Regions from separate parts of the Mus musculus genome. Here region 1 is linked to region 2. The links are chromatin loops, found by intact Hi-C in ENCODE. Cell type or tissue: left cerebral cortex. All regions are shown on one strand. Links, peaks and the distances in the headings refer to the core of each region. The heading gives the core; the rest is flanking DNA.

The links. Peaks named below come from ENCODE experiments on the same cell type or tissue, not always from the same donor. Only the 100,000 strongest peaks of a DNase experiment are listed, where the experiment ranks them.
Region 1: a loop joins it to region 2, with 8 times the contacts of the local background. A loop is called at or near these places in 1 of 42 quality-filtered maps.

Annotation. Positions count from the first base shown.
Region 1 is chr2:30,361,058-30,365,438 of GRCm38, forward strand. Miga2 (mitoguardin 2) reads left to right here and starts at 3,176. Exons shown (of 16, transcript NM_001242407.1): 1 at 3,176-3,248. In left cerebral cortex, for the core only: CTCF peaks have their summits at 1,354 (motif pointing left) and 2,016 (motif pointing left); DNase peaks (open chromatin) are centred at 3,071, 3,640 and 4,057; H3K4me3 peaks cover 1,561 bases; H3K27ac peaks cover 1,229 bases.
Region 2 is chr2:30,063,962-30,068,342 of GRCm38, forward strand. It overlaps Set (SET nuclear oncogene), which reads left to right and starts at 2,513. Exons shown (of 8, transcript NM_001204875.1): 1 at 2,513-2,932; 2 at 4,308-4,365. The coding sequence starts at 2,860. In left cerebral cortex, for the core only: no CTCF peak of the experiment used is centred there; DNase peaks (open chromatin) are centred at 2,383 and 3,245; H3K4me3 peaks cover 2,313 bases; H3K27ac peaks cover 1,642 bases.

The DNA.
Region 1 (4,381 bases), core at 127-4,126, 300 kb after region 2:
CCCTTTATTTGAACTTTGTCTCTGGTCCCTCTCTCAATTCCTCTCATCATCCTCTCTGGGACTCTGCTTCTAGACATTTACCTGTTTCTTCTGCCAAGGCCTGGTGATAGATAATGCAGGGCCACTAAACTAAGGACAGGCCCTATTGCTTCCTCATCTGGCTGAGAGAAGGATGGACAGGACAGAGAGCTCACAGGCAGGGAGAAGGCTCTCAAGCCAAGCATGAGCCTTCTTAGTTGGGAGGTTCGTAATGACTATTCCTGGTTGTCAACTTACTATATAGAGACTACCCTTACGTTCCGTGACTCTAGAGAACCCTGGCTAATACAAGGTCGAAGTTCGTGTTTCTGCCAGGTGGAGAAAATGGGCTGCTCTAGGACATGAGCATGGCCTGACCTTGAGTGCGGTCGCTCAGTCCCCGGAAGGCAGGAGGACGTCCTGCTTCTACTGCTTCCCCTGTGGCTCAGGGAAGAGGATTTGGTGCCTGACTCCATCTGTTCTTGCTCCTGCTTCAAAGATTCATCTTTTTTTTAAAAAGATTTATTTATTTTTATTATATAGAAGTACAGTGTAGCTGTCTTCAGACACTCCAGAGGAGGGAGTCAGATCTCATTACGGATGGTTGTGAGCCACCATGTGGTTGCTGGGATTTGAACTCAGAACCTTCGGAAGAGCAGTCAGTGCTCTTAACCGCTAAGCCATCTCTCCAGCCCCCAGCAAGCACTTTTAAACCACTGAGCTATCTCTCCAACCCTTCAAAATTTGTTTGTTTCTCTTCTCCTTCTCCTTCTCCTTCTCCTTCTCCTTCTTCTTCTTCCTCTTCCTCTTCCTCCTCTTCCTCCTTCTCCTCCTCTTCCTCTTCTTCTTCCTCCTCCTCCTCCTCCTCTTCTTCTTCCTCCCCCTCTTCTTCCTCCTCTTCCTCTTCAGTCAGGGTCTCACTATGTAGCCTTGGCTACTATACAGACTGGGCTGGCCTAGAACTCACTGAGATTCACATGCTCCTGCCTTCCCAGTCCTGGGATTAAAGGTGTACATCACCACACCTGTCAAAATCTCAGCTTTGGGCTGGAGAGATGGCTCAGTGGTCAAGAGTACTGACAGACTGCTCCTCTGAAAGGTCCTGAGTTCAACTCCCAGCAACCACATGGTGGCTCACAACCATCTGTAATGAGATCTGATGCCCTCTTCTGGTGTGTCTGAAGTCAGCTACAGTGTACTCGTATACATAAAATAACTAAATAATATTAAATAGGGCTGGAGAGATGGCTCAGTGGTTAAGAACACCGACTTCTCTTCCGAAGGTCCTGAGTTCAAACCCCAGCAACCACATGGTGCCTCACGACCATCCTTAATGAGATCTGACGCCCTCTTCTGGTGTGTCTGAAGACAGCTACAGTGTACTTAGATATAATAATAATAAAAAAATCTTTAAAAAAATAATATTAAGTGAAAACCTCATCTTTTCACCCAGAGCTGTTCCTCAGCTGGTCCCTTTGCTTTGTCATCTGTCTGTGCAGGGGTGAACCTGAGCCATCTGGGTGTTTGTTCAGGCATCTGGGTGTTGTCCTAAGAGCAGGCGGGGCCCAGATATGTGGAGTTTGAAAATAAAACAAAACAAAACAAAAAACTTCAGGAGACTGCCAGTCTCCTACCACTGACCTAACATTAACAGGCTCTGTAACTACACACTGGTAACTCACAAGCCCCAAGTGTCTGTGTTCACAGTCTTGTATGCGAAATTGTTCCTCTTTACTCTGTACTTACCAGGATCTGTCTGTAGCTGGCCATAGTGACCATTCAGACAGCATCCAGCTCTGTCCTGTTAAAGCCATTTATAATTGCATGTCTTTATTCAGTAACTCACACTGGCTGAAAAGGATCAGTAACTGGAGGCTGGAGAGATGGCTCAATTGGTAAGCCCAGTGTATTGTTCTTGCAGAGAACTAGGGTTCAATTCCCAGCACCCACAGAATTCCTCTCAGTTGTAACTCCAGTTCCAGGCGATCAGAGGTCGCCCTCTTCTGGCCTATATAGGCACTACTTGCACCTTTTACCAAAAAAGTTCACTTTGGCCTTTATTTTTTTCCCCTGATATTCAAATAATAATTATTTACTAATTTAGAATTTGGATGTAGCTGGGCAGAGTTTCACATGCTTGTATATAATTCCAACACTTCGCCGGGCAGTGGTGGTGCACGCCTTTAATCCCAGCTCTTGGGAGGCAGAGGCAGGCAGATTTCTGAGTTCGAGGCCAGTCTGGTCAACAAAGTGAGTTCCAGGACAGCCAGGGCTACACAGAGAAACCCTGTCTCGAAAAAGAAAGAAAGAAAGAGAGAGAGAGAGAGAGAGAGAGAGAGAGAGAGAAACCCAAAAAACCAAACCAACCAACCAAACAAACAAAAAAAACCCCAATAATTCCAGCACTTCAGGCGATTGGAGGCAGGAGGATCAAGAATTCAAGATCAGCGGGCAGTGCGGTGGTGACACCTGGCTTTAATCCCAACAGAGGGCAGGAGTTCCAGGACAGCCTGGGCTACACAAAAAAAAAATCGCCTCAGAAAATAACAAAACAAAACAAAAAAAACCAAAAACCAACCCAACCAACCAAAACCCCAAACCAAACCAAACTAAAAAACAAACATACAAAACCTGCTAGTCTCCAAAGCATAGATCCTTTAGGAACCCTGTCTCAAAAAAAAAAAAAAAAAAAAAAAAAAAAAAAAAAAATCCAAAACCAAGAAACCAAACCAAACCATGCATAAATAAGGGTTGTAGATGTGCGTGTGCGTGCATGCGTGTGTGCCTGTTGGTGTGAGAGTATGTGTAGCGCAGGAGTTTGGTAATCAGGTGTGACATCCCAGTGACAACAACGCTGAGGACCAGCGTGTGGCAGAGACTCTCTAAGCAGCTGCTTCCCAGAAAGCCCCAGGTGTCCACTAACTCCACCGCCTTTTTAGTGTCCGTGTGTCTGTCTAATCCTAGTGACCAATCGGAGGAGAGAAGAGGACATTCCACACTGCAACCACACTTAGGGGGCGGTGCGAAAAGCGAGGGAGGCGGAGTCTGCGTGATCACGTAGCTCACCCCATTGGCCAAGGGCCTCGCCGATGCGGAGCGATATGGAGACGCTCATTGGTCAGAGCTGTGTTGGCCGGCCCGAGGCCACGCCTTCCCCATCCAGCGGCGTGGTTTGGTTGTATTGCCGCCTGGAAAGGAGACGCTGCCCTTCCCCAGCGATGGGATCCCTGGTGAGTGACGGCCACTGCGCGGGCGACCAGATCAGCAGGGCTAGAAGCGAGGCTTGCGGAGCATGGAACCCGGCCCACGCCGGGGTCTGCGATCCAGCCAGCCCGCGAAGGTGTCCAAGGTGGGATGAGTGGATCCCCTGGACCAGGCGGCTCGAGAGGATGCGTGGCTCCGTGGGTGGAACGAGAAAGGAGCTGGGTCAGAGAGGAGACTCCCGGGCCTGGAACGCTGCGAGCATCTAAAAGTATGGTCGCGGGCACCTCCCCCCCCAGGTGTGCCGGCTGTGGGCAGCGCTGTATGTGGACAGCGGTCAAGGATGTCCTAGGGAGGTCGGGGCCAAAGCAGGAAGGTCCCTGCCCAGGCTCCGCAAGGAGCAGATACTGAAGCTTGGAATATTGTTGATGTTCACTGTGGGGTTGCCCAATGCCCGGCTGCGTGGGATCCCACAGAGATGTGCAGGGGTGGGACAAACAGGACATGAGGCAGAGTGAGCTGTAGTACTGCCTGGTTCTGATAACACAGCCAGGTCAAAGTGGGACGAGAGAATGCTCAGGCCAATTAGTAGGGTTGGCTTGCACAAAAGAGGAGGGCCTGGATTGGAAAGCCGGGATATCAGGCCTAAGGTGCCAGGGTGGAGGAGCAGATAACCTACCTGCTCAAGAATGTGGAGCAGGATTGGTGGCCAGCATTAGAATAGAGAGACAGGTAGGATATGATGATGAGCTTGGACCCTTCCTTCCTCTTGGGCACAGACAAGGCTAACTGGACTCACCTGCAAACAGATGCCAGGCCTCCCCTTCCCTCTCTCCTCCTGCCTGGATCCTAGAATAGGCTCACCTCTAATACCAGGTGGCCTTCCCAGACGTTCAAGGCCCTCAGGTTTGATACAAGCAAGCAGCAGGCAATGGCTAGGGTGCTCGGCCCAGCCTCGGTCCTCATCTCTCAAAGCCTCAGTATTCCTATCCTTGCGTGCTCTGAGAAGGACTCCACTGAGGCCTCACAGAGAGCTAGTGCGCTGGCTTGTTGAAATGCTCTGAGAAGTATATCTCCTGCTATTTGATGTCCTTGTCTCTCACTCAGTGCCCTGCCAGGCTGGAGGCACATCATAGCCCACTTAACCTCTAGGCAAAAATGT
Region 2 (4,381 bases), core at 76-4,075:
CCGTGGGTCTTCTGTAGATTTATGCTGTGGTCACAGGCACCAACCCTTGGACCAGACGTTGTGGTTGAAAAAAACTTCAGTTTTCAGAGCAAGCTTCTTTCTACCTGGGAGTGGCCCATTAAGTCAGTCTATCTAGGCTTGTAGGTAAAAAAAGGAAAGAGATTGGAGAAGTGGTGGTTCAGTGCTTAAGAGCACATTGGCCTTGCCAGGGACCTGGATTTAGTTTCTAGTACTGCAGTGGTGGCTCCCAGCTTCGGCTCCAGGAGGATCCTCTTCTGGCCTTTGCACATAGCACAGTTAAATACTACAGACAAAACACTCTTCTGGGTAAAAAGTAATTTTTAAATTGTTTGTGTAATACAAAGAGAAAGAAACAGACATTCTTGGTGGGTTGGTTTGTTTCCCCCACCCCCCACCCCCCCCGTGGGTGTGCGCCAAGACTTGATGTCAGCTCTTGTCTCTTAAGCCACATTTAAGACATTAGGGGTTTGGGGAGTGAAGAGCAGAAGTTCAAGGCCATCCTTTTCTAGTTCCACTCCCCACCTCCCAACCCCCAGAAAAAGAAAATAACTGGTTTATGTTGGTTCCTTCTCTTGTAAAGTTGAGTTGCCGGTGGGGCTGCCTGGCAGATGACAGTTTATCAGGCACTAGACCTGGGGATCCATTCCCATTACTTAACCCAGTTTAGTTTATCTGTAAAATATACTTAGTATCTTGTTTTGGAAGAGTTTGAGGCAGGGGTCGTGGCTGAGTGATAGGGAACTTGCCTCTTAGGATCCAAGCCCTGTTTTTTAACCCTAAGATTATCTGTAAAAGTTACTTTGTATCTTATGAGGGTTACAGGAAAATACAGCCAAATGCAGCAGGAGCCTAGGGTAGTGATTTGGTATGGGAGTGCTAAGGGCTAATGCTCTAGCCCTTTTACTTTTAGACACTTAGACACTGTAGCCCAGGCTAGCCTCTGCCTCAGCCTAAGTCCTTGTTTTGTTTGTGGAATTTCTTTGCTACTGTGTGCCAGGACCTCACAGGGCTATCAGGAATCATTCCTGGTGAAGGCATCACCTGAGTTTTAGCAAATGTTAGTCACAGTTTATAGCTCTCCTTTTTGTCAGACCGTTCCCTCTTTAAGAAGCCTGTCCACAGTTGCCTGTGTTGGAGGTCTCTAGGCTTGGGAGCTGTGTGGGTTAGAGGTCCTTAGAGGTTGTCGCCAGATTTAAGCTTACCAATTGCAACAGATGAGTGCAATTAATTCACCGACTTGAGCATAAGGTGCACCACCAGGAAGGCCTAGCTGAATTTCCTGGAGTTGAGATGGAAACTTGGAGGAGCACATTTGTATTCTCTCACCATGGACTGTATATATATATATATATATATATATATATATATATATATATATATATATATATATATATGATGTATTTTACATTTATTGTCTACCCACCATGAATGACTTGACTTAAAGCCACATTGCTTTATGTATAAGAGCTGATAATAAAACGGGAATACTGAGAGTATGGATAGTTCAAGCTCTAGTGGTAGAGGAACCAGGTAGAGAGCTTTCTGGATTTCCAGGACCACGTGTTGGGATCCAGGTAGACAGAGAACTATCTTTTCAAGTCCTGAAAAACAGTGTTTAACCATTAAATCCCTCCGACATAGTGCTTAAGGACTTTTTAATAATCTAAAGCTGTTTTTGTTTGTTTGTTTGTTTGTTTTACTGTTTTAGCCTTTGACTTTTAAACATTTCCCCATTTGTCATCACCAAAAATGTGCTTCCCTCACCACTGAGATCAGGACACCTGTACGAAGTTGAGCAGAAGGACCTGTGGCAGAAAGGTCCTTCCTACAGTCAGAGAACTTTCCTGTGGTTCTTTTGAGTGTGAATATGTAACAGATTTTTAAAAATTCAGAACCGAGGGCAGAGGCTTGAATTGGCCCATGCATAAACCCGGTCCCGCGTGTAAACTGGATAGAGGAACTGCTTGCGTGTGGCTCTGCACAGCAGCCTAGAGTTTGAGTCCCCAGCTTCTCCATCTAGAAAAAAATGAAGGTGCCCGGGTGCAGAACTCAGGCGCCTGATTGTAGCCAGGGTACTCCTAAGGCCTGTACTTTTGAGGGGCTGCGCGCGCCCCCTCTCCAGAGCCCCCAGCCGCCCCGCTAAGGGAAGCCACTGAGCCACCACGTGATGGAGTATTGGGGAACGGAGGCCCCGCCTCTCAAGTCACCGCGCGGCGCGCAAATGTCCCGGGTCGGCTGGAGAAGGGGAGAGCGGGGGAGGGGAGCACCGCGCGGGGGCAGGACCATGCGTCGCTGAGCCGCTTCCTCCCGCCTCTCGTCCAGGCCCCAGTGTCCCCACCGCCGCCGCCGCCACCCGCCACGGCCCCGCCCCCTGCCCCGCGGCCGCGGCCAATCGCTGTACGGCGCGAGCCTCTCCGGCCGGGGGCGGGACTTGCGCAGGCCCGGCGCGCCTGCGCTCTGCGGCCTGCCCCTCGCCGGGAAGAGGAGGAGGTGGTGGTGGAGGAGGTGGAGGAGGAGGAGGAGGCGGCTCAGGGCAATCCAGAAGCGAGCCGGAGCGCGGGGCGCGAGTCGAGGAGCCCAGCCGAGCCGCCGCCGCCTCCCCGCCTTCAGCGAGAGCCCCGGCCGGGGGCTCGCCACAACGCGCCCGGGCCTGCCTCCGCGTCAGGCCCCGCGGGCAGTGCCAGGCAGCCAGGGGGAGGGCAGGCAAGTGAGCGCCGGGAGGAGGCGGCCGGAGCGAGCGGGCGCCGCGCGTGTGGCGTGAGGGGAAGCCGCTGGCCGCCCCCTTGGCCGTCCCTTCGCTCCCCCTCCCCGCTCCCCGCCCCGATCGCGGAGGGCACCATGTCTGCGCCGACGGCCAAAGCCAGTAAAAAGGAGCTCAACTCCAATCACGACGGGGCCGACGAGACCTCAGGTGAGGACCGGGCGCGGCGGGGGCCCGGCCGCGCCGCCATCTTTCGGCCCGGACCGCGGGGCTGCGGGGGGCGCGCGGGGGCCGGAGAGCCGGCGCCTTTTTTGTGTGCGGCCCGGGACCGGGGGGCCGGGGTGGCGCCGTGGCGGTGAGCGGTGCGGCCGAGGCGGGGGCGCTGCGGCCTGCGCGGCGGGCGGAGACCCCCCCTTCCCCCCGCCCGCGCTCTCCTCCCCCTCCCTCCCTCCCGAGAAGCCTCTCTTTATTGTGCTCCGCCATGATGCCTCGCTCCCATCAGCCGCCACCGCCGCCACATGGTGCGGCCGGACGCAGCCTTGCGGCCGGGCCTCTAGTGCCGCCCTGCTTCCCGCCCTGAGCCGGCGCTACCGCGGAACCGGGAACCGGGGTTTGGGGCGGGGTAGGGGCGCGGAGCCGGCGGGAGGATGCTCCAGGCTGCGCGGGTTGCGCACCCCACGTGGGGCAGCCACACTCGGGCGCGCCGGGGGTGCGAGGAATCTGGCCCCGAGGCCGTATGATGCAGGGGCTTCAGGGGCCTTTAGGACGCCTAGCCCTCGCCTGGAGGGTCGTTTCGAGCCCAGGACAGCTGCAGAGCCCGGGCTGGTTACCGGAAATGAGACGCGCGATCGGGCCCCTTCACGCCCACTTGGCTTTGTAAAAGCCTTCACAACCCTCGGACAAAAGGGCACGAAATAGGAGCACACCCCCTCTCCTTTTTATGGCTCCAAGTTTTTGAGTAGGGTTTTCCCACGAAGTGTCCTGAAATACTGCACGGCCGTATATGATGACCAATCTCATCAAGAATGGGTTGAAGGAGTAAGGTCAGGTTTACATTCTAAGTCTGAGAAGACGACTCCGGGAAGTTTGGTGACTAACTGGTCTTTGTCGGTGTATATTGATAATCATAACAAATTGAGAGCACTTTAAATTTTTTTAAAGCAGTTATAACAGTTGATAGTATCCTAATTTGTTTTATGGCCATGGACTAGTTTCCACACTAAGTGGCAGCTGGCACTGGCACCCTTTCTCTTACAATTGTATAATATTAGTAATAAACATGAAAAATTCTTGAATGAGGTGAAGCCTCTCATTCACCTTTAATAATGAAGGCCAATGATTGCACCTTTGTAACGAACGAAACTCTTTGAAAAGTAATCCAGGAGTGAAGCATTTTTCCGAGTAGCGGAGTAGATGCCTTAATTTGTGAATGGTAGGGTAATGAGAAAGTAATTCTCAACTGCGTGCTCGAACACGTGGGGAGCATGCTTTGTGGTGAGCTTCACTGTTGCAGTTCCCATCCTGGGATCAGGAAGAGGAGCTTGTAATTAGTGTTGAGTCTTATGTCCCCTTTCTTGTTTTGCAGAAAAAGAACAGCAAGAAGCAATTGAACATATTGATGAAGTACAAAATGAAATAGACAGGTAAAATATATTAATT